2 separate regions of the Homo sapiens genome follow, and region 2 is linked to region 1. A link is a contact called in ENCODE Hi-C or POLR2A ChIA-PET data. All regions are on one chromosome and are shown on one strand. The core of a region is the stretch at or near the end of the contact, and the rest is flanking DNA. Distances in the headings are between cores, read along the strand shown. Region 1 has its middle 47 kb from the start of SETMAR. Region 2 overlaps SUMF1 (sulfatase modifying factor 1).

Evidence for each region. A loop is a pair of places that touch in the nucleus more often than their neighbours do. ChIA-PET counts read pairs that join two places held with the same protein, here RNA polymerase II (POLR2A). Pooled maps may share reads with other maps.
Region 2: a map of natural killer cell shows a loop between it and region 1 (4-fold over the local background). The contact joins two enhancer-like sites. A Hi-C loop is called at or near these places in 8 of 168 maps with a recorded cell type or tissue (CD4-positive, alpha-beta memory T cell, aorta, ascending aorta and 4 more), 1 of 37 single-sample maps with no recorded cell type and 16 of 50 pooled maps. POLR2A ChIA-PET finds 5 or more read pairs at or near these places in 2 of 52 experiments (WTC11 and activated CD4-positive, alpha-beta memory T cell).

What each region holds. Positions count from the first base shown.
Region 1 is chr3:4,348,347-4,352,971 of GRCh38, reverse strand. It overlaps a transcript of SUMF1 not described here. Among named protein-coding and RNA genes, the nearest start is that of SETMAR, 47 kb to the right of the region's middle. Within about 2 kb of position 1,296, at least 7 of the 41 ENCODE cell types and tissues checked have a DNase peak (open chromatin) inside an H3K27ac peak, as active enhancers do; they include endothelial cell of umbilical vein and natural killer cell, where a contact is called at or near this core.
Region 2 is chr3:4,391,095-4,396,176 of GRCh38, reverse strand. All of the region lies in intron 7 of SUMF1 (sulfatase modifying factor 1), which reads left to right. Among named protein-coding and RNA genes, the nearest start is that of SUMF1, 74 kb to the left of the region's middle. RefSeq lists an enhancer at 1,798-2,092. Within about 2 kb of position 1,941, at least 4 of the 41 ENCODE cell types and tissues checked have a DNase peak (open chromatin) inside an H3K27ac peak, as active enhancers do; they include endothelial cell of umbilical vein and natural killer cell, where a contact is called at or near this core.

The DNA of each region.
Region 1 (4,625 bases), core at 47-2,546:
GTGACTGAATCTGTCTTGGGAGAAAATGACAGCCTTTCTCCATCTCTTCTAAGGACGGTCAAAAAGAATTGGGTTTAAATGACCTCAAGAGCAAGTTAAATTAACTGTTCAGAAGCACTTCCTTCCTGTTTGTTTTGGGAGACCTCTTAAATGTAGAGGTGAATTTGCTTCCCTGGCCCCTTCACAGACAGATGGCCCTGCCATGGGGTTGTCACCCTTTTTTTTTTTTTTTTTTTTTTTACACGCAGCAATAATGGACCTACATCCTTTGGAACATAATTCTATGCATGGACTACCCTCAACAATCCTGTAGTTGGAATCACTTTGTATAAAATGTCTCCCAAAAAGGGCTTTGCAAGTATTCGGTGCAAGTCATGGAAGATTCCCTGACTATTGCAGCCTCCACTCAAGGTGACATTGTGGTGGGACCCTGCCATGTCCCCAGCCATCTTTCCCCAGATGGTGGCTGTATTATAAAGCCATTGAGGAAGGTGAAAGTGTTACTTTCTGAAACAGCTCACTTTCTCCTGGTAGACTGTGTTCATTGTGCGGTAAATTGTGGTTGTTCTATGTCTTCTCTTGTCTTGGCTGGTTTGCTTTCCAGGGCCAGGCACTGTACTGGAGGCTTTGTGTACATGACCTAATTTAATTTGCAGAGTAGTTTTTGGGGGGGAACTGGTTATTTTTGGTTAATATTCCCAATGTGCACTTAGAAAACTAGGACTCAAGATGCCCCAGGTGACACGGTTGAGTGAGGCAGAACCAGGACTCACGCCATTTTTGTGACTTCCGTTCTCTCTACTGTATCATTGAGTCCATTGTTTTATTGTGAGTTTGGGGTGGGGAGTGGTGGACTGAAGACGGGAGATTACTGGGGCAAGGGATAGCTTGCAGGAGTAAAAAGGCAAAGAGTGAGGAGGTGGAATGGATTAGTGGTTAAGAACATGGGCTCTGGAGCCAGACTGTCTGGGCTTAAATTCTTCTCCTACCACTTACTAGATTTGTGACTTTGGACAAGTTACTAAATCTATTTCTTCTTCAGATTTTGAAAATTATGTGCAAGTACTTCTAGAAAAGGTACAATCAAGGCAGGAGGGTTAAAGCAGTCAGTATAGAGGGATCTGAGTGTAAACCTTTGACCTGCTTTAAATCCACTCCAAACTTGAAGGGTTGATGCTTAGTCACACTGCAGAAATTATTCTCAATGTGGTAATGAAGTGGCCGAGGCTACGACTACACATTTTTGAAAGACGTGTTTCCATCACACCTCCCTCCCCACCCATGTGTCACTTCTTTTTTAAAATGATGATGTTACCCTAAAGAAATGGACTTTTTTTTAGGGGCGGCGTGGAAGAAGGCTTGGGTGCATGGAACACATTCATCCACTGGAAAACATGATCAAAAGGTGCATTATCAGCTCATTCGTTCCAGGCACAAATACATAAAAAGAATGTGGCTGATAAAGACGACTGAGATCAGTGTGTGAAGAATGAAAGGAAAAGTGTGCTGCGTCATCCTCATGAAATAGCGGTCTGAAAAAGTATATGAGAGGACTTCCTTGATAAGATTAAATCCCCTGCTCTTTGTAAAACGAGGCTAAAGTTTCTTACTTGCTTCTCCTAACTCTGTGGCTGGGCTCAAAAATGGGTATTGTTTCGTTAAGACTCAGTTTCAGGGCAGCTTCCAACTCAACATTTGCTTCTGTTCCAGAACATTTGTAAAAATTTGATTCAGAGCAGGGAGGGTGGGGAGACCTCACTAATATGGGAAACATATTCACATTTGTAATTTTATATTTATTAATAAAACTATTTGCTTCAGGACATATTAGGCAAGCCAAAGGCTGAATCACATTGATGATTGCCTGTGAGCTTTTACCTTTGAACAATCTCTTGTGGAGCCAACCCTTGTACCTCCGTCTGTGGGTATGGTTTTCCGTGGAGTGGTAGCTCAAAGTGGTTTTATGTGTGATGTTCTCCCTCTAGTGGCCAGTTTGGGTTTGTTGTATTGGTTTGATTTTTTTTTTTCTTTTTTTGTTGTACAAATGATCTCTAGAGTTGGCAAACCTTTTATTTAGGGGTAGTGTGGATTTGGGAAGGCTAGGAGGTATGAGCAAAAAGGGAGGGGGTGCAAAATTTTATTCCATAGGTGAAACAGTTATTCTAAAGTGTTTGTTCCAATTGCTAGCTTTTTAAAGAGGAGGAAGAGAAGGAGATAGAGAATGTGACCTGCAGAGGTGAAGAGAGCTCTGGAATAATTTGTCATCTTTTTACTGTAATCATTTTCTGAACTTCTACTGCTTTAATTAAGAATTATCTCATTTTTAACTATTTATCAAGTTTCTTTGAAAATTTATTATTTTTTAGTTATCAGAGCTTTAATATACCTAGGTAAAATTAGAAACTCAAAGCATAAATAAAATTTGTATAGAAGCTCCTCATTCTGTGAGTTTCTGGTCTTCTCCCATATCCATGCCAATAGGTGACTACTATCAACAGTCTATCTTTCCAGACTTTTAAAAACGTATTTACAAACATTTATACTACATGTATATATGGATATATATTGAATATATATACACACAATTATACACACACAATTATACACACACAATTATACACACACACACACACACACACGCATATACACACACAGAAAGTGGTGGCTCAAGCCTGTAATCCCAGAACTTTGGGAGGCCAAGGTGGGCAGATCACGAGGTCAGGAGTTTGAAAACACCCTGAACAACATGGTGATTTTATATACTAAAAAATGGTGATTTTTTAATACTAAAAAAAATACAAAAATTAGCCTGGCGTGGTGGTGCATGCCTGTAATCCCAGCTACTCGGGAGGCTGAGGCAGGAGAATTGCTCAAACACGGAAGGCAGAGGTTGCAGTGACCCAAGATCGTGCCACTGCGCTCCAGCCTGGGCGACAGAGCGAGACTCCATCTCAGAAAAAAAAAAAAAAGAAAATAATACGTAATATATACAACTTATTTTTTTTATTTCTTCTAAAAAAAAAAACCGGATGCATGTACAGAACGTGCAGGTTTGTTACATAGGAATACATGTGCCGTGTTGGTTTGCTGCGCCTATTGACCCATCCTCCAACTTCCTTCCCTTCACCTCCTACCCCGCAACTGGCCCTGGTGTGTGTTGTTCCCCTCTCTGTGTGGATGTGTTCTCAATGTTCAACTCTCACTTGTGAGTGAGAACATGTGGTGTTTGTTTTTCTGTTCCTATGTTAGTTTGCTGAGGATAATGGCTTCCAGCTTCATCCATGTCCCTGCAAAGGGCATGATCTCATTCCTTTTTATGACTGCATAGTATTCCATGGTGTATATGTACCACATTTTCTTTATCCAGTCTACCATTGATGGGCATTTGGGTTGGTTCCATGTCTTTGCTATCGTAAATAGTGCTGCAAGGAGCATACATGTGCGTGTGTCTTTATAGTAGAATGATTTATATTCCTTTGGGTATATATCCAGGAATGGTATTGCTGAGTCAAATGGTATTTCTGGTTCTAGATCCTTGGGGAATCACCATACTGTCTTCCACAATGTTTGAACTAATTTACATTCCCACCAACAATGTAAACACGTTCCTACTTCTCCACAGCCTCACTAGCCTCTATTGTTTCTTGATTTTTTAATAATCGCCATTCTGACTGGCGTGAAATGGTATCTCATTGTATTTCTCTGATGATCAGTGATGTTGAGCTTTTTTTCATATGTCCATTGGCTGCATAAATGTCTTGAGAAGTGTTTGTTCATATCCTTCACCCACTCTTTGATAAGGTTGTTTGTTTTTTTCTTGTAAATATGTTTAAATTCCTTGTAAATTCTAGATATTAGACCTTTGTCAGATGGGTAGATTGCAAAAATTGTCTCCTGTTCTGTAGATTGCTTGTTCACTCTGATGACAGTTTCATTTGCTGTGCAGAAGATCTTTAGTTTAATTAGATTCCATTTGTCAATTTTGGCTTTTGTTGCAATTTCTTTTCACATTTTTGTCATGAAGTCTTTCCCCATGCCTATGTCCTTAATGGTATTGCCTAGGTTTTCTTCTAGGGTTTTGTTTGTTTGTTTGTTTGAGACGGCGCTTCGCTCTTGTTGCCCAGGCTGGAGTGCAATGGCGTGATCTTGGCTCACCGCAACCTCTGCCTTCTGGGTTCAAGTGATTCTCCAGCCTCAGCCTCCCGAGTAGCTGGGATTACAGGCATGTGCCACCACACCTGGCTAATTTTTTTTTTTTTTTGTATTTTTAGTAGAGACAGCATTTCTGCATGTTGGTCAGGCTGGCCTCAAACTCCTGATCTCAGGTGGTCAACCCGCCTCAGCCTCCTAAAGTGTTGGGATTACAGGCTTGAGCCACTGTGCCTGGCCTCTTCTGAGGTTTTTATGGTTTTGGGTTTTACATTTAAGTCTTTAATCCATCTTGAGTTAATGTTTGTACAAGGTGTAAGGAAGGGGTCCACTTTCAGTTTTCTGCATATGGCTAGCCAGTTTTCCCAACACCATTTATTAAATAGGGAATCCTTTCCCTATTGCTTGTTTTTGTCAGATTTGTGAAAGATCAGATGGTTGTAGATGTGTGGTATTGCTTCCGAGGTCTCTGTTCT
Region 2 (5,082 bases), core at 692-3,191, 43 kb before region 1:
TTTCTAGCTGCGTGACCTTGGGCACACTATTCAACTTTTCTGTTCCTTAGTTCTTTAGCTGTAAAATAAGGCCAATGAGTGGGTGTCCAAACATTCCTGGTTTATATCTGTGCCTAGCACAAGTGTTAATAGTTCCACCTTTCAATCTCTAAAGTATCCTTATTTGGATGGTCAATTATATGTCTGCCATACCAATAAGAGAATCTGTATCAAAAATTTGTTTGGAAGACTAAAAATATAGAAAACAATATCCAACTGTAATGTGCTTGGTAAATATTAGCTGCTATTGTTTATTTATGTGCTATTTATTTTACAAGTAGACTGGTATTTTAAATACCTGATTTCATGTATTACTCCAGGAGCAAGAACGGTTACCATAGACTTTGGGGTCTGAAAGTGACTTATATTATTGGAAAATCAGGAGCCACCGTGGTATAAGCAAGTGTAATACAATTTCAAAAATTCTCTTCGTTTCTAATCTGGTGTGGGTGAAACAAGTAGCATGGAGGAAATGACTGTTTTCATTCATTTCACTAAAATGGTAATCACCACAATGGCATGCTGGTTTTACAGAGAAAATACAGTGGAGGTTGTTAATTTGATTCGTGTGTTTTACTGCGCTCTTCTTTCCAATTTGATCTCTAGTTTTCTTTCTTTGACCTTTCTTTGGGCGTCACCTTTTCCTCTCATGCAGGAGAGGCTAATGCTAATTGCAGTCCCTTCTTCATTGGTCCTTGTCCCCAGAGATAAATAAAATTAAACATAATTCAAAAAGCTTTATTTGAAGTAATGGTTTCATCTGCTCACTCTTAAAATATTTTTTCACGTTGGACATTAGGTAAAAAAAAATACAAATTATTGGTATTTTGACTGTATTTTTCACAAATATGTACTTTGGGTAGAGATGCTGCTGAACCTAGAAGATACTCTATCTGGTTAGGCACGGGGGTGAGATAAGCCTGCAGGTGCCACAGTGTGATGGACTTTGACTCCTGGTTCTCTCGCTTGCTACCTGTGTGATCTTGGGGATGCCATTTATTTCATCTCTCTGAGCTTCAGTATTTTCATCCTTAAAATGAAAAGAATGATACTTCCTGCTTTACAGGGTGATTATGAGGATGAAATACGATGATAAGGATTAGTATACTCTCAACAAATGGATGGTATGGTAATTAACAGAGACGTCAGTCATTTTAAATTCTAGAATATTTGAAAACAAAGAGTTCCTTTCTCGAAAGATGGTTGAGGTGATTGAAAGAGGCTTCTTTTAGGAGGAAGATGTGCAGAGGCTGTGTCTCTGATGATAAAAATACTTTGATGATGTGGATTTCATACAGGAGAAGCTAGTGCTCTTCATCACAGAGCTAAATACAGACCTGCCCAGGACCCAGAGAAACTAAAGGAGGATATAGGGTCAGTGAGAAACAGCTGCAGCCTTGCCTGGATCCCTTGTATCAGTCTTCTGAGAATAAAAACACTATGGCTATTGCTACTCTTCTGTCTTCTAGGTTGCTTAGTAAATGTCTTCTGTAGCACATCCTAACGAGAAACATAAAGGGAAGAGAATTCTGGGAAATGAGGTTCAGTCTAGCCAAGGTGACACATTACAAAGCTGGGACATTAACAGTTATCCAATCTAGTTTAATCTAACACCTTTGAATTACTTTAAAACCAACCCCAAATACTATGTACTTTTTTCCCTAGAAAACTTCAGTATGTGGCTGGGTGCTGTGGCTCATGCCTATAATCCCAACACTTTGGGAGAGCGAGATGGGCAGATCACTTGAGCCCAGGACTTTGAGACCAGCCTGGGCAACATAGTGAAACACCGTCTTTACCCAAAAATTTAAAATGGTGCATGTGTCTGTGGTCCCAGCTACTCAGGAAGCTGAGGTGGTAGGATTGCTTGAGTCCAGGAAATTGAGGCTGCAGTGAGTCATGATCACGCCACTGCACTCTACCCTGGGTAACAGAGTAAGACCCTGTCTCAAAACACACAAAAAAAGCACTTCAGTATGTGACTGTAAAAGCTAAACACTCTTTTAAAAAAATAATAATAAAAACAAAACTATAATGGTATTATCAAATCTCAAAAAAAACCTAAAAATAATTCCTTAATATTATCAAATACTCAGTCAGCATTTACATGTCCTTAATTATCTCATGAACATTTTTCTGTAATTGGCTTGTTGAGAATCAGGATCCTAAGAAATTCCATTCTTGTTGTGATCCTAATTACATTTGGTTGAGTTCTTATTTTGGTAATTGCAATGTAAGAGGTCAAGTGATTCACTAATACAGAAAACAAGTACAAAACTGAACAAAATTGTAAAGAAAAAACACACACCCAACCACTGGAAACTGAAAATCCACCAAAGGGAGGTGATAAATTGAGAAGTGTTGATTCTTGAGAAACTTCTATAGCTTTGGCCAAGAATGGGTGAGAATATGTGGCGTTCTTGCTTGGAACTGATTCCATATCCTCTTTCTGCCACACTCTATTATTAAAAATAATAATAATAATAAATAAATAAATAAATAAAAGGCCAGTCATGGTGGCTCACTTCTGTAATACCAGTGCTTTGGGAGACTGAGGTGGGATGATCTCTTGAGGCCAGGATTTCAAGACCAGCCTGGTCAATATAGTGAGATGTTGTCTCTATAAAAAAATAAAATATTAGGCGAGTGTGGTGGCATATGCCTGTAGTCCCAGCTATTCAGGAGGCTGAGATGGGAGGATCACTTGACCCCAGGAGGTCGAGGCTATGGTGAGCTATGATTGCACCACTGCATTGTGGCCTGGGTGACACAGGGAGACCCTGTCTCTAAAACTAAAATAAAAATGTAACTGTCAGTTCAGGACTGGTGGCGAAAACCAAAGCCTTACAGCCAAAGATTGACTTGATTCAGGGTGGAGGATGGGGGCACTGAAAGCCTGTGGCTTTGTCAGCTAAAAAAGCAGACTCACGTTAGAATATTTTGGGAAATCCTGCAGCATGACTAGCCCACGGTAGCAGTTGTGATGGGTGGTAGACCAGCCAGAAATTTAACAGGGAGATCGCGCAAGTAACAGAGACATTAAAGGTGTGAAATAAGCTTTTCTAGGCTTTCTGGGAAACTAAACATAAGCAGGGAAGACCCAAGAGAGCCCAGCAAAAAGTGAAAGCCAGGGAGACTTGAGATGACTGCCACTTTGAATGCCATTTCTCAATCCATACACCTTGGTTCATGAAAGGTGAAAGCCCAGTGGGTTCAAAGTATCTGAGATAGCCTCTGTCTAAATTATTGGTCAGCTGTTCAAGTATGCAACACAAATATGACCTCAATGGAATTGAAAAAAAAAATCTGAACAGAGACATCAGTGGGTACAGACCATGGGGAATGAGATTCTACAGTTTATATTCAGGTAAGTTACCAAAACAAAACAAAACAAAACAGAACAAAAACCTTCAGGAAAATAGGGTAATCAAGAGTTGCTGTTACATATACATGTGCTCTCTCTCTCGCTCTCTTTCTCTCTTTATATATATAGGTAGATATATATATATATATATATATATACACACACACACACACACACACATATATATCTGAACATATAAACATTTAAGATTATTTAAGATTATATATGTAATCTTAAATTATGCATATTATGTATAATCTTAAATGTCTAGTTTTCAGCTAAAATGTAATAAACATGCAGACTAACAAGAAAGTGTGACCCATACTAAAGAAGATGAGTATTTAAGTTAAAACTAACTCCCAAGTAGGCCCAGATGCTAGATTTAACAAAGACTTAAAAATAGCTATTATGATTATATTTAAAGAACTAAAGTATATTTGAATAGTTGCTATAAAATACGCCAACTGTGAGTCAACAAATAGAGAATCAAATAGAAATTTTAAAAAAAGAACCAAGTAGAATTTCTAGAATTGAAAAGTATACTACTAACTGAAATGAAAAATTCCCTAGTTGAACACAAGAGCAGATAAGAAATGGTAGAAGAAAGATTCAGTGATCCTGAAGGTAGATCAAGAGAAAGTATCCAGGACAGGTGCAGTGGCTCACACCTATAATCCTAGCACTTTGGGAGGCTGAGGCGAGTGGATCGCTTGAGCCTGGGAGTTTGAGACCAACCCTGGTAACATGGAGAAACCATGTCTCTACAAGAAATAAAAAATTAGCCAGGTATGGTGGTGCACATCTGTAGTCCTAACTACTTGGGACGCTGAGGTGGCAGGATCACCTGAACCTAGGGAGGTTGAGGCTGTGGTGAACCAAGATTGCACCAATGCACTCCAGCCTGTGTGACAGAGCAAGACTCTATCTCAAAAAAAAAAAAAAGAAAAGAAAAGAAAAGAAAAAGGAATTATCCAAACCAATGAGCAGAGAGGGCTGGGCATGGTGGCCCATGCCTGTAATCCCAATACTTTTGGAGGCTGTGGCAGGTAGATCACTGGAGCCCAGGAGTTCGAGACCAGCCTGGGCAACATGGCAAAACCCTATATCCACAAAAATTACAAAAATTAGTCAGGTATCATGGTATGCACCTGTAATCCCAGCTACTCAGGAAGCTTAGGTGGAAAGATCTCCTGGGCCCACGAAGTCAAGGCTGCAGTGAGCCAGATCATGGCAATACACTCCAGCCTGGGTGACAGAGTGAGACCCTGTCTCAAAATAAATACATAAAAATTTAAAAAGCAGAAAAAATTTCAGAGAAAAATCAAGACAGCCCTGTGCAACAACATCATGTGTTCCAACATAATTTTAACACATGTGTAAAGGGAATCTCAAATGGAGAGGAGCAAAAGGGACAAAAATTTGAAAGAAAAATCTGAAAATTTCCCAAATTTGATGAAGATTATCTATAAATCCAAGAAGCTCAGTGAACCTCAATTAGGATAAACTGCAAAAACAAAAACAAAAACAAAAACAAAAAACCACACCTGGACAAATCATATTGACACTGTTGAAAGACAAAATCTTGAAAATAACAAGAGGAAAACAGTTCATCACATACAGGGCAACAATAATGTGATTAATAGCTGATTTCTGATCAGAAACAGTGGAGACCAGAGGAT